2 separate regions of the Mus musculus genome follow, and region 1 is linked to region 2. Evidence: chromatin loops called from intact Hi-C (ENCODE). Cell type or tissue: left cerebral cortex. All regions are shown on one strand.

Region 1 (8,000 bases), 480 kb before region 2:
AGGAAAGAAGATAGATGCTCATCAAATGCTGTGAGACCCTTGGGACTTCTACAACTGGGAGATAAATCAACTTCTATTCTTTACAAATCACCTGGTCTGAAGGATTTCCTTTTTATAGCTCTAGAGTAAGAGAACATCTTACTCATCCTACTCGTCTAGTGCTCTTGTGGGAGAGATGTTGGTCTTATCAACAATTATTTTGCTTCAGTATCTATACAGTAGCCATGACATAAATGTTTATAACAATACTTTAATGGGGGTAGAAATTTAAGCATGGGATAATATTCTGGGAGGCTCTGTGTGTGGAGTCTGTATCCATGTGGTCAGGGAGTTTGTTATTGCTGCTGTAATTTCATATGCTCCTCCTGGCACAGTGATCTCAGCACTAATGTAATCCTCTGTTTTAAAAAATAAAGAGGTTCAAAAAGATGAAGTTCCCCACTTGAACCTGAGGAATCAATAACTTGTGGCAATACCCGGAAGAGAGCAGATGGGAGTGACGGGCAGAGAAATGAGAGAAAAGTCTTGCACTGGAATATTCTGCCTATCATCGTGTTCTGAATCATATGCTAGGTTTTTACCATATTAGAGCTTGATCGAATTTTGCAGCATCCATGCATATCTATCCTATACCTGAGGAAATGAAAATTCAAAACTGTTGAATTGCATACTGGGATCAGGAGAGTAAGTGTGTGTGTGTGTGGGTACCCTCGGATTCCAGAACAGGGCACTGGATCTCCTGGAGCTGCAGTTACAGGCAGTTGTGAACTACCTGATCTGAAAGCTGACAACAGAGCCCTGGCCCTCTGAAAGAGCAGCAAGTGTTATTAAGCACCGGGCCATCTCTCCAGCCCCAAGGGACTACAAGAGTTTCAACCTTCTACAAAAAATTCAGATCTAGGAAGCGGCTTTGAATATGTCCTATCCTTCATAGATAGACGTAACAACGCAAGAATTCTCAAACAGGGTTTATCAATGTCCTAGCATGCTCAGTGTAATACAACTAAGAGTTGTATTGGTAAAATACACAATCATTTTTTAACCAACAGTACTGAAAGATCCTGACAGAATGTAAAAGGACACAGAAGCCCTGAAATTGGCAAGATAGATGTCAGTGTTAGCAGAACTAGCTTCACTGATTTAGAAAAATAGAGGTGCACAATGCTCTGGCCACTCCTTGAACCTGTGTGTCTGCCAATGTTTTGACCGTTCCTTGACCCATGTGTGTGCCCACTGATGAAGCCCATTGCCAGGTGTTTGTGATATTGGTTGCTGGGAAAGAGTCAGAAAATCTCCCCAGCAACCTCAGCCCGGCCAATCCTGAGTTGCTACACCTGCACCAGACTCTTTCCTTGTACCCCTCCCATACCCATTTCGTGAGAATAGACATTGTTTAGATCTGGAAATCCCTCTGGAAATCCCGTACTCCCCCGCTTCTTCTTTCCCCACTGAGGGCCTATAAAAACTGGGACCTCTTTCCTCTCGAGGTCGACTCCTCTACCCCTGCGTGGGATATGAGTCATCCCCAGAGCTCTGGCTTTCCCCGAATAAAGCCTCATGTGGTTTGAACAAGCTCGGTCTATCGTGAGTTCTTGGGTGTCCGCTCTTGTCCTGAGGCCTGAGTGAGGGGCTCCTCTCGGAGTCTTTCAGTACAATATTGGACCAGCTGTCCACCTTTCTGGCCTGGTTTCTCCTATGTAAAATCTAGTGGATGATAACTGGCAGAGCACCTCTACATCACATGCTAGTGCTGATTGATGACTTAGTAGTCGCTCTTTGGCATGCTGCTCATGTGGGACTCTCAGATACCCTACACCTTGCTCATATGCCTTGAGCATGGTGGGTGGAACAGGAGCAAGTTTGCCATAGATTTGACAAACCAAGACTGAATGAGCAGTAAACATTGACAGGTTTATCATCTTTGTTTACTTGCTCAGTCACTTGCAAAATGATTTCTATTTTCGATTTATATTGGCTGCTGGAATAAATTATCACACTCATCATGAATCTTCATTTTTAAGCTATGGGGGGTGTGGGGGGGTAAATGAACTTTTTTGGCTAGACCCATGAGCAAAGAGCTTGTAGAACAAACCTTATCCTAAGCCCATAGGGGCTCTTTAATTCCAAAGTTTCTTTCATTTTTTTTCCAAATTAAAAAAAAAAATCTTCAAATCTTCCATCTCAATCTCTTTCTCAATGTGATGCTCTCCTCCCCTGTCCCCCAAATTATTCAAATGACTAAAGTACTGGAAGGATAGGTAGGGGAGGACTTGTTAATAGGCAGCCTTTCCTTTACCGTGGATGAAGAACCATTTTTGACTTTAAGATAGTGTGAAAGCAATACTCATTCATTAAAAAGTGCAATTTGAATTGTGATCTTTTCCTAAACTAGTGGTGTTAGTACTCTGCTCTCTCATGATGCTGGGCAGCAGCAGGAAGCTACAGCTCCGGGTTATTCACGTGACTACTAGAGAGAACAACAGATGCTCTGTAGAGTGGGCTGGGCTGCTCCACTGTGATTTTCAGTAGCTTAGGTGGATTGCATGCGTTTGGGGCTGCATCATACATGAGTTTATTGGGGCACATCATATGTAAAGCAGAGAGCAAACGAATTTTTGAAAATGTAAAACTCAGGTGTGTGTGTGTGTGTGTGTGTGTGTGTGTGTGTTCTGGGAAGCATGTCCAAGGCCTTGAGCATGTGACTATGTGTTCATCACTGAGCCATACTCCAGAACCTCGAGTTTTGTAGTTTGGAACATGTAAAAGCTTAAAAGCTTAAAATCAGATGGTTGAACTGCTTAAAAGCAGAACCTGCGACGTCAAGGGGATTTGAATTTTCCCTGACATGTGCAAATGCATTGATAGAGAAGCTTCTTGGGCAAACTGAGTGATCGCACTTCTGTAAAGCAGAGGCTGTGGATTTGGGATAGGAAGACAGCTGGCAGCTCTCCATAGCATATACTTTGGGATCAGATCCAGCATGCTCATGGTAAGGGGGACTGCGTGGTTGCTAGCTAGCTCGGTTGCATTTTTTTTTCAACCTGTATCTCTCAGCACCCATGGTTTGCTGTATAAATTGCATTTCTATGCAAGATCTACTGTGAACAAACATAAGCTTGAAAATCAAGCATCCAGACAAACATACAGGTTTATGTAACAGCCACTTAAATTACCGAGTGCTCCATGGGAATATGGAGAAAAAATTGATTCAAAAGTTTGGACCATTTTCTGGAGGTTCAGTCTAAGTGAAGCTGTTCAAACATCACCGAGAGGAGCATCATGCTCTCTTCTGGATATATACCATGGGTGGGTGGAACTGAGTATGCTAACTCCTAATTCCTGGCTTTGAGTTTGCCCACGTGTAAAAAGCACTCCACTGATTTTGAATACCATTCTGGAACCACCCTCAGTGTTTACACAGAAAATAGCAGGCTTGCTCCCGAGCCGGTAGGAGGGCTGAAGAAATAGCAAGTGCTCGGAATCAATTAGCTTTGATTTATAAAGCAGCATCGCTGACATGCGTGATAATTAAAATATCAGATTGGTTATTATTCTATTTACTTTGCTGCACAACACACACTAACTGGCAGGGGAAGGTGTCATCCCCACAGTGATCTGAAGATTGTTTGGAGCTCCTTACCAGAATTCAATGGGGCAGCTATATGGGAGAGAAGTGACTTTGAATACCAATGAAGTTTAATTTAAAAATTGCTTACCATTTATTCAATATCTATTGCATGGTGTATATTATACTGGTAATAATAATAATGATAACAGCTAAGATTTATTGAATTTCCATTTTTTTGCCAGCAACTGGTATTAATGTTCTGCATGTGTTAACTCACATAACAACCTGTAGAAATAGTGTTCTTTCTGACTCCATTATTAGGATGAGGAAACCTAGGCACAGAGTGTCACAAAGTAAACCGATTCAGGTTGAACTATTGTATGCCTTGCTTCACATCCTATCACCTGCATTAGTATTTTTTTATGGTACTCGGTTCTTTAAAGAGCATATGCCTTCAAACCTTTGCAATAATCCCACTTCACAGAAAATTGAAGATGCCAGAAGTTTAGCTCCTTGGTCATATTTCTGAGACACTAATCAAATGATCTTTTAGATAGGATTTTCTGCTGAAGTTTCTATTAGCAAGGTGATTCATAGATAATACAGAGAACAGCTTTTTCTATGTAGAGAAAGCTGATATCAATGAAACCTGTGAAGGTCAGCAAGATGGCTCAGCCAATCAGAGCCAAGCCTAATGACCCCAGTCCTCAGGATCCACGTGGTGGAAGGAAAAAACTAACTCCATGAGATCGTCTTGTGATCACCATGCGGGAGCCATGGCACATGCCCCTCTCCCCAGAATAAACAAATCTGCAGCTTTTGAACACCTGCTTAACTTCCATGGTAGACGATAGTTGCTAGGGAGCAAATGTTTCACTTTACTGTTGTCTTATCTGGCTCAGGGTTTCACAGTGGCTTGGTCAGGAAAGAGACTCTGAAAACTCAAACAAGCTTTCAAAGATACGTAGTTAGATAGACAAATAAAGATGTTTGAGTCAAGGGTGGGGCATAGGAACATTCTATGCAAATAAAAGATATGCTGAGATGCTGCCTTCCGACAAGTAGGCTCAGATGACCTCCGTGTTGTTCCTCAGACAAAATAATTGGCTCAACCCAGTCCATACTTATTAATGAAGATCACCCCCCCCAAAGCCATCCTCTCACTGATGCTTGATAGATAGAGAAGCACTCGTTGCCTTTGAGTTCTTTGTGGGTGTTCAGGCTGACTGTTGGATAACTGTGGTTTCCTAAACATGACAGGATGGAGCTGGCACTACTGGAAACAGGCATTGGTAGACTTGCTGTCTTCACTTAGCATTTCAGGGATAGTCAGGTAGGCAGACATGGGGGTGGGAACACACATGTATATGTGAGCGTACATGTAAGCATACTAATTTAGATTTCAGAAAATCTTGTGATTCAATCTAACCAATTTGCTTTTATCAGAGCTTTAAGGAATTCTCACAGCTATCAGTAATGTAGCCTTTTCCACCTATTTTTCCTGTTAGCTATTATGCACAATTTTCTTGTGGGAATTCTAAAGATTTTAAGCTGGGTTTGGTACTCTTCGGGTACAAAACTTTCAAGTCTACAACAGCCATCAAAAAGCAGCAGCTTGATCCATAGTAAATTATTATACAATCATTAGAATTCCTTTTGAATCATAAAAATTACAACTCAAGAATCTCTAACGCTTGCCTTTCAGGGTTCTTTTAAGGCCTAATTATTTTCTCTTGAATGTGCCTTGTTATCTAGCTTTGAATAGAATTCTAGGCATAGGTAATATTAACTATTATGTACCCTGCATAATAAGGCCAGTTTTGGCCAGCTATCTGTCTGGTAGATCCATCTGTATTGTAATTTCTTCAAAGCCACTCTTGGAGTGATAGTTCACTTTCTGAATAACACTTCAGTCCTTTAACAGTGTCATGAAGAGAGAGAGTACAACTTAGCACAATAACTTATTCTGAGCTCAAATCTAGGAAAACAGTTGTGTCCATCATGAATGATGCATTTGTCATCATTTTCCTCAGTGAAGGTATAAAGTTTACCTTTTATGAGTGCTGTTTCCCAACATGATTTACAGAACCTAGCAAGGCATGAGCATGCATCCAAGATCTTTCTAAATCTGGTGTTTTCAAATGCTATACTTATGACCTTAAGGGTCGTCTTATAGGACCATGTATTCAAGCCTTGATTGCAACCCTACACAGCATTATTGTGAAGTGATAGAACATTTAGGGAATGAGACCAGGTGAAAGAAGGTTTGATCACTTAAGCTATCTCTTTGAAGAAGGTATTGAGATAGCAGCCTGCCCTTCCTTCCTTCCTTCCTTCCTTCCTTCCTTCCTTCCTGTTATGAAGTGAGCAGTTCCCTTTATCATATAATCCCATAATGATGTACAATTTCACCATAGGCTCCACATCAACAGGACCCAGTGAACATGGCTCAAATCCCCTTGAAACCATGAGCCCAAGTCAACCTGCCTTCCACTAAGGCTGATCATCTTAGACACTTGTTCTCACTAGCAGGAAGTTACACAGCACAGTGGTTGTCAAGAGATCATAGTGCTTAATGTCTGTTAATCCAAGGGAATATCGTACATCGAGTAGGGCTCCCAAGTTCTGAATTGCAAGAGCATGAGCTAGTCTCCTTACTCTGGGTAAACTGAACAGTCTGGATACCCTGCCACTCATAAGCCATAATGTAATAACTCCATATTATAACTAGCTCATTCTAAATGCATATGATGAGCAGCTTTGGTATCAGGAAGGAGGGTGTGCTTGAAATAAGCAGTTTCTGGGTAGACACTTCTTGTATGCCCTCAAAAACATGATAAATCCCTTGGATTAAAGATGCTATGACTATGTCTCCTGTCCCAGTCAACAAAACAGGAGGTTTCCGCTTTGCTGATCAAGGTTCCCATAGTTTGACATTCTATTGCCAAAGACACTTGGCAGCTGCTCTAAAGTGTTAACACAGTTACCTTTCCCATGAAAGTCACTTTGTAAAACATAAAAGCCGAAATCAACATGCTGATTTTTCTCTCTCGGAACCTTAGGAAGGACACTATCTTACTTTAAGTAATAGCCTGTATGCGTGTCAAATTTCACTTTCTGGGACATAGAAATCTTTGTGTTTTCTCACTGGGCTGCAGTTTGCCTAGAGGGTAATGGTGACTCCATTTCATTGGCTGGATTTCTTATGCGCACACTCACCTAGACCTTGGGTAACAGGAGCTGGAGTTTGACACCTGCCCCTGCTCAGTCTTCAGAGGATTTTCCAATCTTTCCCAGGCTCTGAGGCTCACCAGGACAATGTGCTCACCTTCAAGTTTCCATTTTCCCTCAAGTATGTGAGCAATTTGGAAAAAAGTCCTGCTTTGGGCAGCGTAATAAAGTGACCTTTGACCGAGTACTTTCCACAGGTTGTCATTCACTGGGCTTGGTGCTTACAGATGTGCTCGATAAAGGAAACGGAGGGTATTTCTATACCTTTTGGACAAAGAGTCTGTGTACCAGAATCCTGAAGCAACATATCTGAGATTACAGCATCACCTAAGGAGAAGGCTAGTATTCAAACCGAAGCAAGTAGGACTCCAGAGTTCTTGATTTGGAATTAAAAGTCTGTGGCCAGGAAATGAATTGTTTAAGTATTATTTCAATTGGGAAAAAACAAAACAAAACAAAACAAAACCAACCAGAAGCACTCAGAACAGTTCACTTGCTATAAAGGAGTAGAGAGAGAGAGAGAGAGAGTGCATTTTTATACATCTAAAAGTAACAGGTTACTTTTAAGTTCATGGTCCCCCTATTTCAGAAAACATTGTTTTTTTAACAACAACAAAAACAAACAGACAAGCAAACAAAAACAGAATCCTGAATTCTTATGATGCACGTGTATCACAATCTTTGTGAATAAGGTAATCACACAGGATTGTTTTTCCACTCGGCGTAGACATTCGGTGTTCTTGGCACGTTTGCCGTCTACTTCATTAAACACCTGTTTCTGTAGGGGAGCACAGCCGTTTGAAGCTCTACTCATTTGCCTTCTGGGGAAACCAAGGTTCCTTTCTTGCCCTGAATGTTTTTGCCCAGCATGTATTTATAGTTTTCTGGACTGAGTTTCCTACCTCACCCAATGTTAAGGACACCCCAGGACCCTCTACTCCCTCTTCCAGGTATGGCCATTGCTTCCTTTTTTTCTACTCAAGAGCTTTGGCCATTGCTGTCATTGTTACTGTCTCCACTCTCCTTGTTTCCACAATGATCCCTGTACTTAACAAGGCATACAACACGTTTGCACTTTCACTGAGTTCTTTATACTTACTGCTTGTGTGTGTATGTGTGTGTGATTAGAAGTGGCACTATCATAATTATTCCCATTTTCTAAGTGAGAGAACTAAAGTTTAGGCAAATTGTGCTCCTTATG
Region 2 (8,000 bases):
CATGTATTTTTAAAACTTTGTTTATTATTGATTTTGTGTGTGTGTGTGTGTGTGTGTGTGTATGTATTGCATAAGTGTAGAATTAGAAGACCACTAATAGATGTTGATGCCTAAGCTCACGGCTGATGTAATTACTCTAGCAAGATTTGCAAAAGACTGAACCCTGCCACCATTCTCTTTTGTACTTTAGATTAAGCATGTTAGGAGGTGTCTAAAGTTAAAACCTCAGTGGTCACAGGAAGCAAAAGACTCTCAATCATGTATCTTCCTGGTGCTTAATTTGGGGATATTGTTTGCTTCATTATCCTTACAATGGACAGAGTCAAGAATGAACTAGAAATGTTCCACTTCATTTTCTGCCAACAGGATTAGTATAAGTTTTGGAAATCCCAGCCTGCACCCATCAACAAAATTAAATTTTCAGGCTAGTTCTTATTCCATTTATATATGGAAAATAAGTATCTCTTCCTGCATATTGAAATTCGTCAATAAAGACAGCTTCATTATGATGATAATGATAATATGCAATTCACATTCTGTGCATGCTCTTTGTATAGTCACATTTAAAATTCGAATAGAGACAAGAACATTTATATAGTTAACTAAACTTGCAAATGTGAGCTGTGGAGACAGCTTTGATTTCTTGCTCATCTACCAACTTGCTGTGTGATCTTGGCTTAGTTCTCCAGCTCCACTGAGCCTCAGTTTCCTACTTGTTAAAATACAGAAATGAAAAGGTGACAGAATACATAGTCCACAAAAGCAAAAGTAGGACTGCTGAGGGAGGCAGGAAACCATCGCGAGGATGTAAAGGATGGAAAAGGAAGTTGGGAAGGAGTACCAACAGGATCCAAAGCATCTATGAAACAACATCATGAAACCCACTGCTTTGGGCATGAATTTCAGAAGAACTAATACAATATAAAATGAGTGAGTTGTATTTTGAGGCTATTTTAGAACTGATTTAGAGAATTTAAGAAATATTATACTTTGGATCATTACTATCCTTCAAAGGCCCACATATTAAAGGCTTAGAATGAAGCCTGTGATGCTATTGTGAAAGAATGGAATGGTTAGGAGGTATGGCACTCTAGGAGGTTCTAGGGGATTGTGGGTGTGTTCATGAAGGGAATGTTGATGCCTTGGTGAAGTGTTTCTCAACTAGTGACTCACAACTCCTCTGGAGGTAGGACAACCTTTTCACAGGGGTGCCCTTAAGACCATCTAAAAACAGATATTTGCATTATTATTCATAGTGACACGTAATGCATATAATTACAGTTATGACATAGCAAAGAAGGTAATTTTATGGTTGGGGGTCACCACAGCATGAGGAATTGTATTGAAGGGTCAAGGCATTAGGAAGGTTGAAAACCACTGCCTTAGTGCCCCTGTCTATTTATAGCTTTTAAAACATTCAGACAATGCCAAGTTGCCCTGAGCATGATGCAGATGTGTTCCTCCTGGCAATGGGAGCAAGGATGTGTGGATTAAAACTGGAAAGCAAATAAACCTTTTGGTCCTTTTACATTGATTTGTTTGCGATTAGACTTTACAGCAGTGGAAAGCTCACTAACACAGGAGATCCACCAGCCTGTCTGGCATGTGATTAGGCAATAACAAACGGTCATCATTTCTAAGGCACTAATAACTTGCAGTATCTACAACCCACAGAAAAGGTTCAGAGTTACAGATTCGCTTAGTCAGACACTGCTCTGCTCTTAAAATGTTTTCTCGGTAGTGTTTAGTAGAGATCTCAGATCTATACTTCCTCTCCAACAGAGTAGCAGTGACTTCCTGTCCCCATGGTGAAGCTGATGGCTTTAAACCAAACTTGTTACTCCTCCCCTTCCCCTTGGCAGTGATTGGTGCTGCAATTGAAAAGACAGAGTGGTCTATAGAAAGGAAGATTCCTTCCTAGTAGGCTCCTGCATACAAAGGAAATGCCCCTTTCTCTTTCTGGGCAAGAAAGAGGAAATAGGTAATCTTTTTGCTAACCTGGAAGTTAACGTCAGAACAAAGTATCATTTCTAAGTAAGATTTGGTATTGTCTGTCCTGATATCTTCCTTTCTCTTGTTTTATTCCCATTAAGCAGTGATAGAAAACCAGAAGAATTTCATTATAATAATTAACAGCCTCTTCAGATAAAATTTGACCCATAATTTGGTAAGAGTGTATATGTGCATGTGTGTTCACCTTTCTCTCTCTCTCTCTCTCTCTCTCTCTCTCTCTCTCTCTCTCTCTCTCTCTCTCTCTCTATCTCTCTCTCTCTGTGTGTGTGTGTGTGTGTGTTTGTGGTTGTTTATTTGAGACAAGTCATTACTCTGTAGCCCAGGCTGGCCTAGGATTCACTATGTAAGGTTCCTGCTATCAACTTCCCGATATCCTTCTGACTCAGTTTCCTGAGTGCTGGGATTACATCGTACAAGGCTAAAAGTAGTAATCTTTTCAGGAAAATTCAATGATGCCTCACATTTTAAATAAAATTTTCCTGAATATATTTAAGTCACTTAAACAAATTCAGTGTATATTCAGATCTTTTAGCTTGCTACTTTCTACAACATCAAAGTGAACTTGAAAGGTTAGGTGTGCCATGTCTGTTATTTTCACAAACAAGACAACTAAAGACAAGTGAGGCTCTTTAGTGAAAGTCTCAGAGTTGTTTCAGAGACTTAGCTACACAAAGTCCTCTGGCTTTATGAATCCAAATTAGATTCTGTGACTGGTTCCGACAGTTATAGAAGTGAGAGGAAAGTTATTTTAAAACAGCTTCACATGCAATCTGTGATTAAAATGTGCAACTCAGAGCGAGATAGAAAAAAGATAATCTAAGCATGCATTCTACTTTATATAGCCCTAGCTCAATAACTTACTAGCTTCTGTGGGATCCTGAATAAATCCCTGGAATCTCTGGGCTTTAGCTTCTGTACATTACATGAGAGAATTATTAGAGGTGATGTCGCCTATTCTTAAGTTTATGCTAGGCACTGGTAATAGACCAGCTGGTCCTGGACTCAATTGCAGCATCCTCAATGTAGCTCTCAAGGCAACAGCCATGAGTCATGCAGAGTTGATATCCAGAGGGCTCACTTGCATTCCCTCAGCTAGATCCTTGCTTTTTCCTATGAACCATAGATCAGTTGCTTTGGCATTGCTGGAAAGTGTGTGTGGAGATTACAGAATCTCAAATCTTAAGACACAACAGACTAAGAGTTTGTACTCTAGCAGTGTCCTTAGGCTACATGAATGCATATTAGACATTGAGATAAAATGGGATAAATCATCTAGCCCTAACCATGCTACTTGACCTTCTAAAAGTCGCTGATATCTGGTTGTTGTTTTAAAAAGTCAACTTTGGAATTATGCATGCATACATATGCTATTCCTGACTCAAGCATGTGGGTTCCTCATAAGCGAGGTTCTGAATAGAGCCTCCAGGAAAAAGGGAGCTGCAGAGGGAGCTATAAACTCTACAGCAGCCACGAATTTCTTACTCAGCTGTGGTCTAATGACTTTTGAGCATTTGGCCAATTACATGGTGAATTACCCTAGTGAACACTTGTCAAATGCACCCTCTACTCTGCCTCCTAAGGTCTCTCTCCTTAGAACTAATGTTAATCTGACACAACCTTGTCAAATATCCCTGTGCTAGTTCTAACACCCAATTTCCCCTAGCTTGGGCGTTTGAAGATGATGGCAGACAGTGCATGTTGCTAAACTTTAAAACACAGAGCAAAGAAATGAACGAAAAAAATATAAATTTAGAATATATGGCAGAACACTGTGCTCAAGTGATGTCCTGATATTTCCCCAAAGGAGAAATTCCTGTCTGTATTCTTGGTCAAATTTTGAAATCTTTCAAATCAAAAGAACCCAGGTTCAAATGACATGTTAGTCTCTTATGTTATGAATTATCAAATGAGTTTCTTGGATCAAAACTGTATTTTCTGGGACTAAAGGGTTTGTAGAGCAAGTGTACAAGCTTATGTTTTTGTGGTCATGTGAATTTTGGGGGGAGTTTGCTAAAATTTACCTTGTCAGGCAATCAGAAATTCTGACCTAATAAGCTAGAAGTAGAGCTAAGAGTTACTTATTAGCATACTGGTGATTAAAATGTTGTTTCCTAAAGATGACCCTCTATGTAGTTGTGTTTTGGGGCACTGGATAACAGAAAATGATTCAAGTAGAAGTCAGTTTGACTGACTTCTGAGTTTGCACACTCTTGGTGAGTATTAGCTTTTAAGAGATATCAATATTTGAGACTCTGATAATTTGAGCATTTCTACAGAGTGGTCCAAGCTGAGGGTAGAATGGTTTCTATTCAGTCAGAATGCTGTCCTGTGTAGTCACTTCTGTCAGAGGCATTTTTTTTTTACTTTGATAAAGAGTTTAAGATGCCATGCAGATAAAATTATTATGCACTTTTAACTCATAGACTAGAAGACAGTGCTATGAAGGGGGTAATCTAATTGTTGTGTGACCTTGGGCTGGTCACTTCTGTTTATGGATTAGTCTTTATGCTAATAATGACAAGATCCTTCAGCTGTCTCCCTAGAGTGAAATGCTGTTCTTACATGCTTGGTACATTCAGCCAAGTTGGACAAAGGAGCAACTTAATTTTTCATTTTCTTTTTAGAATTAAAATTTACATTTTGCTCTGTAATATTTTTCATGAGCATATATCTGAATGCTGCATCTCCTTCCTGTGAAATTGAATGGCACACATTATCTGTGTACTCAATGAACTCATGTAGAGTACATTCTGAGTTCCAGTGCTATTAGAATCATCTTACAGGAGCCATCGGGAAAGCTCAGTAGACCCAATGAGAGCACTGAGTTCAAAAGCAAATCTTTAACACCATAAAACATTCTCAACTTTGTTCTCCTGTTCTTCCACAAAGTCACAGTGACCACTTGCAAACACCAACTGCTCTTCCAAGAACTTTCTACCCAGTATAATTCTCAAGATCACAGTCTCACAGTAGAGCTATAAGGCTTTCAGTGCCAGTGGGGTTTTGAAGCACTCCCAGCTTCCACTCCATGCACACACTGCAAAATTCAAGTCTTGGGGCTTGAGCTTATGGGCTGTCTCCAATCCAAGATGAAGCTATATTCATCAATCTAGAACTCTCTGTGCCTTTAAGCCATCAAAATAGAGAATGCCATTCTCTAGGAGCAATCATTTGGTAAATATTTAGTGAACAATCATCACATTCATGATGCTTTCTCCAAATCTGTATTCTTTGTGAGAGATTCCATGCTAGCCTGAGAAAGGCTATTAGGAGATGAACAAAGTGTAGCTGAGAGCTTGTTATTGGGGAATAAAACTCATGTGTTTGGTTTCAGTAGGCTGGTTTCTCAAATAATCCCTGAGATTTAATAGAAGTTTATCTGAGTAGAGAACTGTGAAAAATAGAGACTATGAAGGTGCGAGGTGTAGGGGCAATAGAAGGAAGCTAGATAATGAGTAATATTTGTAGATAGAAGGATGGATCTCGAATACTCTACACCACAGGATCTGAACAATTTATGATCACCTTGTATACTGTAGGAAGAACAAAAAGAGAAGGACCAAAAGGCTTCTATAATTAAATTATAAAAAATACTAAAATATTAATTAACTAAACAGGAATTATTTTAACCTAGGCAGAACCCATTGTATACATAAATTGTATTCTTCATAAGTATAGACAAGAACAATAATCCTATTTCTGGCTTAAGGAAATGTAAAATACTCCATGAACTAAGGTTTGCATGTGGGGACTTGATATTACAGTGTGCTCTTCAGGATGCAGCTGAGAAGGGCTGGCTTCACCCTCTCTGACTCAGATTTTCAGCCCCAACTCCTCTTTAAGCAGTCACCACAGGTCTCCTTTCACTCAGGGGAGGAGGCCTGCTGGAGTTTGTCCAACTTCCAGAAATATTTGCAGTCAGAGCTGGTAGAAGTGTTGTGAGGAAAACAGACAGCTTGTTTATCGTCAAGGGAGATTTCAAAAATCATGTCAGGGCCCAGTTTTGTTAGGTCTCCCTAGATACTCTTTGCCAAAATTAAATAAGTATCAAGCTATCTGGCATACTCTTTGCAGCAGAGGCTGTAACAATCCTGAATTTCCTTAGGAACACGAAAAGGAACTTGCTGGAAATATTGTATTTTTGTTTTGAAATACTTTAATATTATTAGGAAGGTGGTTAATAAAAATTTGATGCCAGCTCTTGATTCCTAGAACTGCTCATGGAAAAAACACTTTCTTTCCTCTCTTTTATTTAATAAATATTTTCTAATCCAGAGTTTTCTCAGGAAAAATTCCCTTTTGATGATAGAAACTTTACCTCATTTTCTAGAATCTGAAATTCTATAAATATAAAATAAATACTGCAAAAAATATTCACCCATTGATAAATGCATGTATAAGTAAGAATGAGAAAGCAATTATTCCTATTATGTGTGTACCATTATAACTCCAATAGCTTGACAGGGCTGATATTTGTTTATAAATTGCAGATGATCTCCAAATCTTTACTTCATTTGGAGATCTAATTAATCTCCAGTTTAAGTTATTTTTCATTTATAGCCAAGAATAAATGCTAAAGCTTTATGAACAGTCTTTGCTATTCAATGCTTATTCTCTGCCATTGATTTTCATTATTGAAGTGGATCTATAGTTTGCTGCATAGAGTTTTAATAGGGGATTGCCATCACTTATTTGTAGTGCACATCTAAATCACTTGAAGGGTTCCTTCCTGCTATGTCCAACAAGAATTCTAGTATCGCTAAAGGTAACTACATTTCAATGTTTGAAAGGATTTATTGCGAAAAGTTTATGGGCTAGGCTATTTTTTTTAGTCAGGGTTACCTTTTAATATCTTCCTCACTAGTTTCAGCTAACACAAATATAGCATTCTTTGCACACTTATTTGTAGTTTCTAGAAAGATCACTTTGCTTTCAGATTTGTGTGTGTGTGTGTGTGTGTGAGTTTGTACATGTGTATGTGTGTGGGTGCATGCTTGTCTGAGGTGATTTGAGGACAAGTTGTGGAAATCATTTCTCCTTGGATCACACGGATCTTGGCATTAAACTGAACTAATCAGCCTTAGCTACAGTACCTGAATCCACTAAGCCCTGTTTCTCTCTTTATTCTAAACTTGCTCCCTTTTCTCATCTTTCCCCCCTCTATTATAATATTTATAGAATATCTTTTTATTAAAGTGAATCTCGAGATGTAACTTTTCTCAGTCAGAACTGTTTTTTTTTTTTTTTTTTTTTTTTTTTTTTTTTTTTTTTTTTTTGTCCAGGGTTTCTATGCTGTTTCCTTGTATGCATTCCTCATCTTGATCCAAATGTTGCTATTGGGCTTTCTTGTTGGCCTATCTACATCTTGGGTAGATTTCTCTGAACTCTGCTTACATTAACTCTGACTTTGTTTGAACAACTTTGCTGTACATAGCTTCATTTTATAAGTATTATTTTTATTGTTTGTTTTACTTTTCAATTTCTGGTTTATTCTTTAGGACATTTGAGACAGAGAGAAGATAAAGTAAATTTAGAATCATTTAATACATCCATCTCTCTAATACTTAATTGGGCATAGAAAAACATGTTGTTGTTTATTTGTTTGTTTCTCATTTTGGAGATGAAATGCACATATGATACACTCTTATATGGTGCCAGTATCTGAGCAAACTACATACAGACCAGTATAGACAGTGACATGTAAATAGATATTGTTTAACTCTAGACAAAAAAAAAATAGTGACATGTAAATAGATATTGTTTAACTCTAGACAAAAAAAATTCCATTTTCTGTATTAAGAGGTAACAGTGTTCAAGCATGCCAACAATATAAGGCTTATTTTATAGTTGTTTATAGTAGACACACCTCAGGAACAACTTACACATCTAAGGAAACATGCATATTGAATACATGTGTAGTTAATTACGATTTTGGCATTCAGAAAACATTGCCATTTATTTGATTCATATTTGAAAAATGAAAACTA

Evidence for each region. Peaks named below come from ENCODE experiments on the same cell type or tissue, not always from the same donor. Only the 100,000 strongest peaks of a DNase experiment are listed, where the experiment ranks them.
Region 1: it touches region 2 in a loop (2.2-fold over the local background); 2 of 42 quality-filtered maps call a loop at or near these places.

Annotation. Positions count from the first base shown.
Region 1 is chr11:43,087,648-43,095,647 of GRCm38, reverse strand. It overlaps a transcript of Atp10b not described here. Among named protein-coding and RNA genes, the nearest start is that of Atp10b, 58 kb to the left of the region's middle. In left cerebral cortex, no CTCF peak of the experiment used is centred here; DNase peaks (open chromatin) are centred at 2,486, 2,963 and 3,334; H3K27ac peaks cover 1,626 bases.
Region 2 is chr11:42,604,347-42,612,346 of GRCm38, reverse strand. All of the region lies in intron 8 of Gabrb2 (gamma-aminobutyric acid (GABA) A receptor, subunit beta 2), which reads right to left. Among named protein-coding and RNA genes, the nearest start is that of Gm34591, 190 kb to the right of the region's middle. In left cerebral cortex, a CTCF peak has its summit at 3,476; DNase peaks (open chromatin) are centred at 2,814, 3,001, 3,387, 5,898 and 1 more place; H3K27ac peaks cover 3,949 bases.